Linked DNA regions of Homo sapiens: region 2 is linked to region 1. A link is a contact called in ENCODE Hi-C or POLR2A ChIA-PET data. All regions are on one chromosome and are shown on one strand. Each heading gives the region's core, a stretch centred on a gene start or an enhancer-like site at or near the end of the contact. The rest is flanking DNA. Distances are from core to core; before and after follow the strand shown.

Region 1 (6,000 bases), core at 1,273-3,772:
TGAAAATTGGGAATGGTAATATCTGACTGATAGTATTTCTGTAAAGATCAAAGAAAGTAATGTGTGTGGTATATGCTAGATCTGATACCTAGCACACAGCAGTGATTATTACTATAGCTAGGAACCCTACAGCTAGACTAGTTGGGCTTAAAGCTTGACTCTTACACTTACTAGCTGGTGAACTTGAGCAAGTTATTTCCCTCCTGTGCCTCAGTTTTCTCATCTATAAAAGGGAGATGATAGTGGTACCTACCTTGTAGTGTTGTTTGGAATTAAATGAGTTAAGATATGTAAAGTGCCCTGTGCCTGGCATATACAAGCAGTATGTGATGGCTATTATTATTATCATCATCATTGTAGCTACTATAGTCGCCTTGCTGCCCTCTATCAGAAAGTATATAGATTGCCTTATAAAACTATTTATAATCTTTTTCCCCCACATTAAGTGAATGATGTCTTTAAAAAAAAGGAAAAGGAGGAGTCTCTACCCACAGACAAGAACTCCCCCATTGGGAGTGCTTCCTCTGTCTCCTGCTTGCAGTGACACCACCTGGAGGGAACCCACCACCCCCCCACCACCACCACCCCCAGCAGCTCCAGCAACAGGCCTGCCAGAGATCTGAGCAGATGTTTCTGCTTTTCAGACCCAGGCGTTTCCTCTCTTCTAGGAGCACATGCCAGCACAGTCAATATCTGGAAACCCGCTGCTTCACAGTAGGGCTGAGAACTAAACTGGTACTTTACTAGAAAATGGTAATAAAGCAATTTGAATTGCTTTTCATCCTCCTTGCTCTTAACAGCTTTTAGGTTCATATGAGACCAATCAATTAATCCTGCTTCAGAGCTACAGGAATGGGGTGTTTTCCAGCCTCTGAATAGGAGATGGGCCCATAACAGAGATTTTTCCAGCCGTATTTCACAAGGACCATTTAGCCTGGCATCTAGAGCAATGGTGGGCAGAGGTGCCACTTGGTTGGCACCATATTCTTACAGCCTGGCCAGTTCCCCAGGTGCAAAAGAATGGCTTCTACCCCAAAGGCAAACCATAAATGTGATTCTTCTTTGTATAGTCTTTTCCTTCCATTCTCATTTCCTTCAATCCCAGGTTTCTGTATGAAAGAGTTAATAAGGTAGAGGATGATTCACCTGCATGGAAACTGATATGTACATTAAAAAAGGAGCTGCCATTTCCTTCCTGATCAAGTGTGATGTAGTTCCTTTGAAAGCCTCCTCTCTCACCTTGAGGAAGTTCTTACAGATCTCAGCATCCATAGATCTGTGTCCAGCACACAGTAACACTCAGAGAATAATGGATGAAGTGGATTAAAATAGAAATGAAATGAAAATTTAGAAAGAATGGAGGCGAGGGAAGGATTTTTTCCTATTTTTTCATGACCAAGTATTGAATATTATTATTTTAAGAATTAATATATTTTAAAAATCTTCACATTAAAAGATAAATGGGGCTGGGCATGGTGGCTCATGCCTGTAATCCCAGGACCTTGGGAGGCCGAGGAGGGCAGATCACTTGAGGCTAGGAGTTCGAGACCAGCCTGTCCAACATCGTGAAACCCCATCTCTACTAAAAATACAAAAAGTAGCTGGGCATCGTGGCAGGTGCCTGTAATCTCAGCTACTTGGGAGGGTAAGGCAGGAGAATTGCTTGAACTTGGGAGGTGGAGGTTGTAGTGAGCCGAGATCTCGCCACTACACTTCAGCCTGGGTGATAGAGCAAGACTTTGTCTCAAAAAAAAGAAAATTAATAAATAAAGACAAATGGTTAGTCCATAAATGGAAGGTAACAGATTAAAAGTGGTCAATGCCCGTGGACGAACATATTTACTCTGGCACACGAATTGGTGTTGAGAGAAATTTATGTTCTTCCTTCATTGTGAAATTAGTGGAGGGTATTTATCCACCTCAGCACAGATATTTGCCAGAAGTTGTCTCAAGACCTCAAGCACAACTTGTTTAGACATTTTCCAGTTGTAATTTTTTTCTAGGCTGTTAAAAATATTGACTTTGACAGCTTTAAAATGATGGCCTCAGAATTGGAATAATTTACATTCTGGAATTAAGATAATTCAAGCATTTCTGCTGGCAAGGAACAAGGGTAGGAACCAGTTATATAAATCCCAGATTTGTGGGAGACTGAACCATTAGCATAGATTCGTCGTCTGTGGATATTCAGAGCAGTCACCTTCCCATGTAAATGAATCTTTATGTCTCTTCCAGGCAGGCCCAGATTCTGAGCTATTTTCGTAACTTCTTTCGGATCAGGTGATCTGGAAGAGGGTGGGCGAAGGCGTCAGACTCAGGCCACACTCATGTTGCCGGCCTCTTGGTGTTCTGCAAGAGACACAGAAAGCCTGAGGAAAAATTCTAGCCACTGTCTGGCTGTTGTGTGTTTACCTTAGACGTTCTCTCCTTTAACTCCTGAGTCTCAGTCCCAGAGAGTCAACATAGAAGGCATTCAGAACAGCTCAGTGGTCCTGGACCTGACCCAGCTCTCTCTGCCAGATTCCAAACACACCTGCTAAACAGATTCTTTTCTCCCAGCGCTCTGCTGACATTTCAGCTGGAACCAAAGTCACTCTCTTAGTCCACAGCATTCCTCTGACTGCTAACGGGACCATTTGTCCTCTCCATTCCTTAGGAGTTTCTCTTTGACTCTGACTGGAAACACCTAAGTCAAAAGAAAACTTGGTCCAAACCCCGAGGCTATGGCTGGGAAATAATGGAGTGGTAATCATATTCAATAGGAAACAATGAAAGCAACAGCTTCCCTCAAATGGATTCGTCCTCATCCTTGGTACTAGGTACACTTGTGCTTGTCACATTTTGTCATCCTCGAGTGGCTCTGAGGTGTCATCCAGATTTCACAAGTGAAAAAAAGATTAGAAAAACTAAAGAATTTCCCCAGAGGCACCTGACTGGTGACTAGGTCAGATGGACCCCAAGCCCATGGTTTGGATATTTCAGCTGTCACCTCTAGCAAAGATGTAGATGACTATCCCTGTGGAAATCAAGAGGTGGAAGAGACACTGGAGATGACAAGGGCTTCTCCCAAATACGTATCATGTGCATGAGTGTAAGTTCAAATCAGTCACGGCATCATGGTCATTTGGAATTCTGTGATTGGAAGATATATTAAAGCCCTTCTAAATCAAATCTTTAACGCTCAAAGCCTGACACCCTTAAGCATATGGCAGATTATTAACCGGGGATGATTTTGACCCTCTGGGAACATTTGGTGATGTCTGAAGGTATTTTCAGTTGTCACAACTTGGGCCGGACGCCTGTGGGTAGTAGAGACCAGGGATGCAGCTAAAACTCCTGCAGTGCTCAGGACAGCCACACCCCACCCCATTCCCTTCAGCACAAAACAGAATTATCTGAATCAGATCATGTCAGTAGTGTTGAAGTTGAGAAACCCTGAAAAATGGAAAGGCAAGATGAGAGAAACATGGACACTGGAGATCATCTGGATCAAGCCCCTCAATGTTATTAAAAAAAGAGACCCAAAATGGTGAAGTCACTAACCCTTGGTCACATGGCAAGATTTTGGTAGAGTTGGAGTTGAACTACACTGGACATGAGCATATGAATAGCTATATTAATAAATATCTATAATAATATGAACAATCACAATTGCAATGCATTAATAGAAAAATGTAAAAAGAAAAATATTGACAGTTATTATCACCAGGGATAGTCACATTTACTCTGCATATGTAGGTACAACAAGTATGACAGGAAGATACTGCCCATATATAATTCCTGTTTAAAAAAAACTTTTTTTTTTTGAGCAACAAGAGAGGAATGAACCAGCTTAAAATCTCACAGCTCATAAGAACCTGGAATTGAACTCTTTTCTCTTAAATCAAAGGCCTTTGGGATGACCAGCAGGGCCTTGGTTCTTTCCATGACTGAAAGGGCATTAAAAAGAGAAAGTTTATACCCATATACATGAAAACCGCAGGATATTCAAACATCTTTTGTAGTATCACAGTCATCTGCATTTGATATATCTTTTGAGTCTATTGCTATGAAGGATGTTGCATTTACTCCTGCAGGCTCTGCTATTGGGTATATAAATCGCTCTAAAATTTCTGGAGGATAATTAAGCACTATGTATGAGGAGCCACCCTTTGATACAGTGATTTTACTTGTTGGAATCTGTCCTAAGAAAACAATTAGAGTTGCAGATAGATTTATGCACAGATATTATGATAATAATAATAGCTGGGATTTATCGAGCTCACACCATATGCCAGAGTCTGTTTTAAGTGCTTTCCATGCATCATCTTATTTGCTCCTCATAACACTATGAGGTAAGTATTATTCTCATCCCCATTTATACATGGGAAGCTGAGGCTTAGAGAGTCTCAGTAATTTGGCCAAGGTTACTTGGCTACTATATTATAAAGGGAATTCAAGGCCAGGCAAACTGATTCACAGGGTTTCTTCATTTTAATTGCTATACAATACCAACTGATAGCAGTAAATTACACATTTATCAGGAAACATTGGAAAGAATCTGATGTCTAACATGAGTGCACTTGGTTAGGGGAGTTATGGCCTGTTTCCTCTTTTGGTATCTTGGCCTAAAGTAAACCTGGACTATGTCTTCCTTGGGTAGAAAAGGATGGCAGATCTGCTTGGAGGCTTTGCAGATAGTTCATATTTGTGCAGTCTGTCATTTAATAGAGCTTAACTCTGGTCACAGGAAGGAGAATGCAGCAGACCGGAACTCAGACAGACCTCAGTTTGAATCCTGGCTTGGCCACATCCTAGAAGCTCAGCCTTTGATAAGGCACATTTTCTTCACCAAACCTCACTTTCCACATCATTAAAATGGGGAAGTCACATCCACCTGGTGGAGTGGCTGCATGAAACCCTTGACTTGCAGAAGTGCTCAATGACGCACAGTGGGTGCTCACTATGAGTTAGGTGACTAGAAATAGGCAGAGATGGAGCCCTGCATTGGTGACCTGAGAAGGAAGGCTTGCTGCTGTCTGAGGGAAGGGGATTCCCAGCTGTGCTTGGGGAAGAGGAAGTCAGCGAAAGCCACTTAAGAACGTTGAATTCTTGTGGACAAGTCCTGTAAACAGCTTTAGAACAATGTAAATAGGATAACTGACAAGTCCTGTGAACAGCTTTAAAACAATGTAAATAGGATAACTGACAACAAGTCCTGTGAACAGCTTTAGAAAAATGTAAATAGGATAACTGGCTGTGAAAATTAACACAAACAGGAAAAACAGACTCTGAGAAATCCAGAGACCTGAATGCCTATGGGAGAGGGCTCTTTCTTCTGTAGAAGCCCAGGCAGGGTCTTATGGCCCCCCATCTGGGTGAGCACTTGAGGTGCAGAAGCTTGGAGAAGAACGAGTAATCAAGGAGCTGCCCCAGCCTCAGATCAGACCTACTGGACCCTAACTCTGGAGAATAAAACTGGGGATGTCACTGCAGTGACTGGATGCACATTTCTTGGTCAGCCCCCAGAATAATCCCTGCTTCAGAGGTGACTCAGCTTGGGAAAGGCCAGCGTTGATGGCCCCTTATCACAAGTGTTTGACTCACAGAGTGTGACAGCTGGAGGGGGCCTTGGAGTTAAATCATCTCAGCCAGCCCCTCCATTTGAGAGACAAGAGAGACTCAGAGAGGAGAAGGGACTTGTCTGATGTCCACAGAGTTACTAAGCAGCGGTGCTAGAACCCCAGCCCATGCACTGCTGACTCAGAATCCAGAAGAGATTTTTCTTCCCCTAGCACCTTAATGCTGTTTATTTGTAATCGTTGGTGATCTATTCATTGAATTATGTGTCCTTGCTCATGCATTTAGAGAGCTTATGCACATTTTGTACACCCAAAGCATGTATGGTGAAAGCACAGAAGTATATATCCATTCTGTCAACAAATGTTGTCAACTCTTATCCAATAATGTCTCTTGAATCCATTTCCATCTCTCTGGTTCAGACTTATCACCTTGCTTCTG
Region 2 (6,128 bases), core at 24-2,523, 500 kb before region 1:
AATTAAGTGATGTTGACAGGATTAGAAAATGAGATTATTGTATATGTTGTATTACACAATGCACATAGTAAAAAGAGAATAACACAAATACCAAAAAATAATTTCTACAGCCATTTTCAAAACAAATACTGGATTCCCACTTTAAGATGGTGAATTAAAACTGAGTTCATTTTTTTCTCCTCTAAATCTTTTTGAAGTAATTTCAAAAAACGTCCCAAAACACAACAGCTTTGGAAACCAAAACAAAGTGATGTGATAGTTATACAAAAATGATCCCAGTGAACCACGCTTGTTGGTACTTATTCCTCTGTGTAGTCTCCTCCCATATTGCAGGTGGACTTTAATCAATAAAATGCAGTGACAGTGATGCTGTAGCATTTTGGATTTAAGCCTTTAAAAGTCCTGGCACCTTCCTTTTTTGCACTCATGAAAGCGGACCATAATGTATGCATCCAGCTACCACGCTGTAGAAAGTGGTCATGTGTAGAAACCCTGGAGGATGAGATACCCCTAAGGATGAGGAGACAGGCCATGTGGAGAAGCATCAAGTTGCTAGACATGTGAGAGAAGTCATCTTGGATGTCTCCATGCAGCACAGCCTCCAGAGGACTGCCGTCCTAGCTGCTATCTATGACTGCATGAGAGACCAGAAGTGAGACCAGAAGAACAGCTCAGCTAAACTCAGTCAACACAGAGGCTCATAAGATAATAATAAATTGTTGTTTTAAACCACTACGTTTTTGGTAGATTGTACTCAGCTATAGTTCTGAAAGCTATAAAGCATCTGGAAATAGATTGACAGAAAAAAAAGAAAACACGTAAATTTTTCTGTATGAGTTCAAAGAAGAAAATTCCAAGCTCAGAGCCCAGGCACAGCTGTTAGGAGCCAGCCCTGAGGCAATTCACAGAACTAGGGGCTGGGAAGTGAACTGAAGGACTTCAGAAATTGCTAGCCTTCACTGTGCTAGATGTACTTGCTAACTGAAATTTGCCACAGTCAGTTCCTAAGCTGGGAGCTAAGGAGTTCAGTGGGATCAGTGCCCCTTCAGGTTACCATTATACATTGAATGTGTCACCTCCGCAGTTAAATCCCACAGCATCTCTTAGGATCCCAAAGTCAGAGGCTGGAATATTTGACAGTGTCAGGAGTGTGGGTGTGGGCAGAAACATCAAAACAAAGAATTAGGAGAGCTTCATTTATTCTGCTCGAGGGAGTTTCTAAACTGCCTCTAGGGAGGTGAGTAACTGAACCGATTCAAAGAGCAAAGGTTGAGCCTTACTGAGCTTGTTGTTCTCACCAAATAAAGGGGGAAGTGGAAACAAACAAAACCACAAAGGGAGAGATCTTTTAGCCAGTGCAATAATAAGAGCTATCACTTATATGCCATTTACCATGTGTTAAAGGCCACTGTTCCAGTTCACTCACAACCTTATAGAAAACCGTGGTAAAGAGGTTTGTGGTGTATGAATGGCAGCAGCCTGATCTTAGAGTTATAAACACAAGGCGATAAAAGTGACATTTCAAATCAGTGGGAAAAGAATGGATGCTCCAATAATAGCAAGTTCCTAATGCAGAAATTCGGCCAGTTATAGGTGGGTCAAATATTCCAGCTATGAAAAATTAAAATAAAGACAAAGATAAACCATGTGCTATGTTCAATTAATAGAGTGTGATTACAAATCAGTAAAAAAAATTGAGTGCCCTAAACTTGCCAAATTATATGGACAGACAACAAACAAATGAAAAATACAAGTGGTCAATAAATACACATTTGGAAATGCACTCCGTCTGGGTACGGTGGCTCACGCCTATAATCCCAGCACTTTGGGAGGCTGAGGCGGGTGGATCAATTGAGGTCAGGAGTTCAAGACCAGGCTGGCCAACATGGTGAAACCCTATCTCTACTAAAAACACAAAAATTAGTCAGGAGTGGTGGCACACACGTGTAGTCCCACCTACTCAGGAGGCTGAGGCAGGAGAATCGCTTGAATCCAGGAGGTGGAGGTTGCAGTGAGCCAAGATCGTGCCAATGCACTGCAGCCTGGGCAACAGAGTGAGATTCCGCTTCAAAAAAAAAAGAAAAGAAAAGAAAAGAAAAAGCACTCCAAGGCTGAGACTGGAAGATCGCTTAAGTCGGTGAGGTCGAGGCTGCAGTGAGCTATGATCGTCCGATTTCACTCCAGCCTAGGTGACAGAGCGAGATCCTATCTCAAATAGATAAATAGACAAAAAATAAAAAATAAAAAAGCATTCCACTTCACCAGTATTCAAACTCAACAGGAGTGATAACAACATATTAGTTATCACATATGGAACTTACAAGGAAATAATTTGAGGCAATATGCCTTATTAAATATTTAACCTTCATATGAAGTTGGAAAATGCCAAACAAGGTGATGCTGGGACAAAATGGAACAAATTGAATATTGAAAAAGATTATGTGATGAAAGTGACAATCAAATAAAGAAAAGGAAGATTACTTGGTTACATTATATTGGGACCATTAATTAAATGAAAAAAAAATCAGTTGGATTTATATCCTATACCATAGACTAAAATCATTCCAAACAGATGAGGGACTTACGTGTGAAAAATGAAACCTTTAAACAACTAGCAAGAAGTAGAGGTGAGTATTTACCTTATCTCAAGATAGGCAATGGCTTTCTGAGCACAAAATAAGGAATAAATTATAAAGTTAAAAGACTTAAGCTGGGTGCAGTGGCTCACACCTATAATCTCAGCACTTTGGGAGGCCAGGAAGGAGGATCACCTGAGGTCAGGAGTTCCAGACCAGCCTGGCCAACATGGTGATGAAACCCTGTCTCTACTAAAATATAAAAAATTAGCCAGTGAATCGCTTGAACTCGGGAGGCGGAGGTTGCAGTGAGCTGAGATTGAGCCATTGCACTCCAGCCTGGGAGACAAGAGGGAGACTCTGTCTCAAAAAAAAAAAAAAAAAGGCTTAATAACATCAATATCTATAATATATCTATTAAAAAACAAAGCAAAAACTACTTTAATTGCAATAATCTTTCATATGTAACATAGTAAGATAATACTCTTTATTGTTATCTTGCTAATCAGTTCAAATATCAAAGGGATACAGTTTTTGACTTATTTAATTGGCCAGGATTTGTATTAATGTGGCAATACTCAATGTAAGTAAAGATACAAAGAGATGGAGATTTTCTTGTGCTGCTTATAGACATATAAATAGGCAGTATTCCTGGAAAGTTATTTGGCAATATGTGTAAAAGGTCTTTAGAACTGTCATCGTTTTTGACATAATAAATCTACTTCTAGGAATTAATCCTAAGGAGATATTCAGAAATATGAACTCTTTTTATAAATAAGATTTATCCCTCTCCCTCTCCCTCTCCCTCTCCCTCTCCCTCTCCGTCTCCCTCTCACTCTCCGTCTCCCTCTCGCTCTCCCTCTCCCCACGGTCTCCCTCTCATGCGGAGCCGAAGCTGGACTGTACTGCTGCCATCTCGGCTCACTGCATCCTCCCTGCCTGATTCTCCTGCCTCAGTCTGCCGAGTGCCTGCGATTGCAGGCACGCGCCGCCACGCCTGACTGGTTTTGGTGGAGACAGGGTTTCGCTGTGTTGGCCGGGCCGGTCTCCAGCCCCTAACCGCGAGTGATCCGCCAACCTCGGCCTCCCGAGGTGCCGGGATTGCAGACGGAGTCTCGTTCACTCAGTGCTCAATGGTGCCCAGGCTGGAGTGCAGTGGCGTGATCTCGGCTCACTACAACCTACACCTCCCAGCTGCCTGCCTTGGCCTCCCAAAGTGCCGAGATTGCAGCCTCTGCCCGGCCGCCACCCCGTCTGGGAAGTGAGGAGTGTCTCTGCCTGGCCGCCCATCGTCTGGGATGTGAGGAGCCCCTCTGCCTGGCTGCCCAGTCTGGAAAGTGAGGAGCGTCTCCGCCCGGCCGCCATCCCATCTAGGAAGTGAGGAGCACCTCTTCCCAGCCGCCATCACATCTAGGAAGTGAGGAGCGTCTCTGCCCGGCCGCCCATCGTCTGAGATGTGGGGAGCGCCTCTGCCCCGCCGCCCCATCTGGGATGTGAGGAGCGCCTCTGCCCGGCCGAGACCCCGTCTGGGAGGTGAGGAGCGTCTCTGCCCGGCCGCCCCGTCTGAGAAGTGAGGAGACCCTCTGCCTGGCAACCACCCCGTCTGAGAAGTGAGGAGCCCCTCCGCCCGGCAGCTGCCCCGTCTGAGAAGTGAGGAGCCTCTCCGCCCGGCAGCCACCCCATCTGGGAAGTGAGGAGCATCTCCGCCCAGCAGCCACCCCATCCGGGAGGGAGGTGGGGGGGGGTCAGCCCCCCACCCGGCCAGCCGCCCCATCCGGGAGGGAGGTGGGGGGTCAGCCCCCCCGCCCGGCCAGCCGTGCCATCCGGGAGGGAGGTGGGGGGGTCAGCCCCCCGCCCGGCCAGCCGCCCCGTCCGGGAGGTGAGGGGCGCCTCTGCCCGGCCACCCCTACTGGGAAGTGAGGAGCCCCTCAGCCCGGCCAGCCACCCCGTCCGGGAGGGAGATGGGGGGGTCAGCCCCCCCACCCGGCCAGCCGCCCCGTCCGGGAGGGAGGTGGGGGGGTCAGCCCCCCGCCTGGCCAGCCGCCCCGTCCGGGAGGGAGGTGGGGGGGTCAGCCCCCCGCCCGGCCAGCCGCCCCGTCTGGGAGGTGAGGGGCGCCTCTGCCCGGCCGCCCCTACCGGGAAGTGAGGAGCCCCTCTGCCCGGCCAGCCGCCCCGTCCGGGAGGGAGGTGGGGGGGTCGGCCCCCCGCCCGACCAGCCGCCCCATCCGGGAGGGAGGTGGGGGGGTCAGCCCCCCGCCCGGCCAGCCGCCCTGTCCGGGAGGGAGGTGGGGGTGTCAGCCCCACGCCCGGCCAGCCGCCTCGTCCGGGAGGGAGGTGGGGGGGTCAGCCCCCCGCCCGGCCAGCCGCCCCGTCCGGGAGGGAGGTGGGGGGGGTCAGCCCCCCTGCCCGGCCAGTGGCCCCGTCCGGGAGGTGAGGGGCGCCTCTGCCCGGCCGCCCCTACTGGGAAGTGAGGAGCCCCTCTGCCCGGCCAGCCGCCCCGTCCGGGAGGGAGGTGGGGGGGGTCAGCCCCCCTGCCCGGCCAGCCGCCCCGTCCGGGAGGTGAGGGGCGCCTCTGCCCGGCCGCCCCTACTGGGAAGTGAGGAGCCCCTCTGCCCGGCCAGCCGCCCCGTCCGGGAGGGAGGTGGGGGTGTCAGCCCCCCGCCCGGCCAGCCGCCCCGTCCAGGAGGGAGGTGGGGGGGGTCAGCCCCCCCCGCCCGGCCAGCCGCCCCGTCCGGGAGGTGAGGGGCGCCTCTGCCCAGCCACCACCCCGTCTGGGAGGTGTGCCCAACAGCTCATTGAGAACGGGCCAGGATGACAATGGCGGCCTTGTGGAATAGAAAGGCGGGAAAGGCGGGGAAAAGATTGAGAAATCGGATGGTTGCCGTGTCTGTGTAGAAAGAAGTAGACATGGGAGACTTTTCATTTTGTTCTGCACTAAGAAAAATTCCTCTGTCTTGGGATCCTGTTGATCTGTGACCTTACCCCCAACCCTGTGCTCTCTGAAACATGTGCTGTGTCCACTCAGGGTTAAATGGATTAAGGGCGGTGCAAGATGTGCTTTGTTAAACAGATGCTTGAAGGCAGCATGCTCGTTAAGAGTCATCACCAATCCCTAATCTCAAGTAATCAGGGACACAAACACTGCGGAAGGCCGCAGGGTCCTCTGCCTAGGAAAACCAGAGACCTTTGTTCACTTGTTTATCTGCTGACCTTCCCTCCACTATTGTCCCATGACCCTGCCAAATCCCCCTCTGTGAGAAACACCCAAGAATTATCAATAAAAAAAAAATTAAAAATAAATAAAAAAAAAAAAAAAAAAAAAAAAGCTAAAAAAAAAAAAAAAAAAAAAGATTTATATATCATCCTCAAACATAATAGTAAAAATTAAAATATGGAAATAGTCCAACTGTTCAATACTAGAACACAGCAAATTATGTGCTCACAGCAAATTACGTTATATTTATTTGATAGAGTTGCTTACTCATCATACATCATGATTTTGAAGCATATTTACTGACACATAAAATGCCATTCATTCATTTGTTCATTTAG

Evidence for each region. A loop is a pair of places that touch in the nucleus more often than their neighbours do. ChIA-PET counts read pairs that join two places held with the same protein, here RNA polymerase II (POLR2A). Pooled maps may share reads with other maps.
Region 2: a loop to region 1 is called in a map with no recorded cell type, with 7 times the contacts of the local background. The contact joins two enhancer-like sites. A Hi-C loop is called at or near these places in 2 of 37 single-sample maps with no recorded cell type and 3 of 50 pooled maps. POLR2A ChIA-PET finds 5 or more read pairs at or near these places in 2 of 52 experiments (IMR-90 and WTC11).

The regions. Positions count from the first base shown.
Region 1 is chr9:106,752,358-106,758,357 of GRCh38, reverse strand. No RefSeq gene overlaps it. Among named protein-coding and RNA genes, the nearest start is that of ZNF462, 110 kb to the left of the region's middle. RefSeq lists an enhancer at 4,993-5,202. Within about 2 kb of position 2,522, at least 6 of the 41 ENCODE cell types and tissues checked have a DNase peak (open chromatin) inside an H3K27ac peak, as active enhancers do.
Region 2 is chr9:107,255,801-107,261,928 of GRCh38, reverse strand. No RefSeq gene overlaps it. Among named protein-coding and RNA genes, the nearest start is that of RAD23B, 24 kb to the left of the region's middle. RefSeq lists an enhancer at 2,982-3,521. Within about 2 kb of position 1,273, at least 3 of the 41 ENCODE cell types and tissues checked have a DNase peak (open chromatin) inside an H3K27ac peak, as active enhancers do.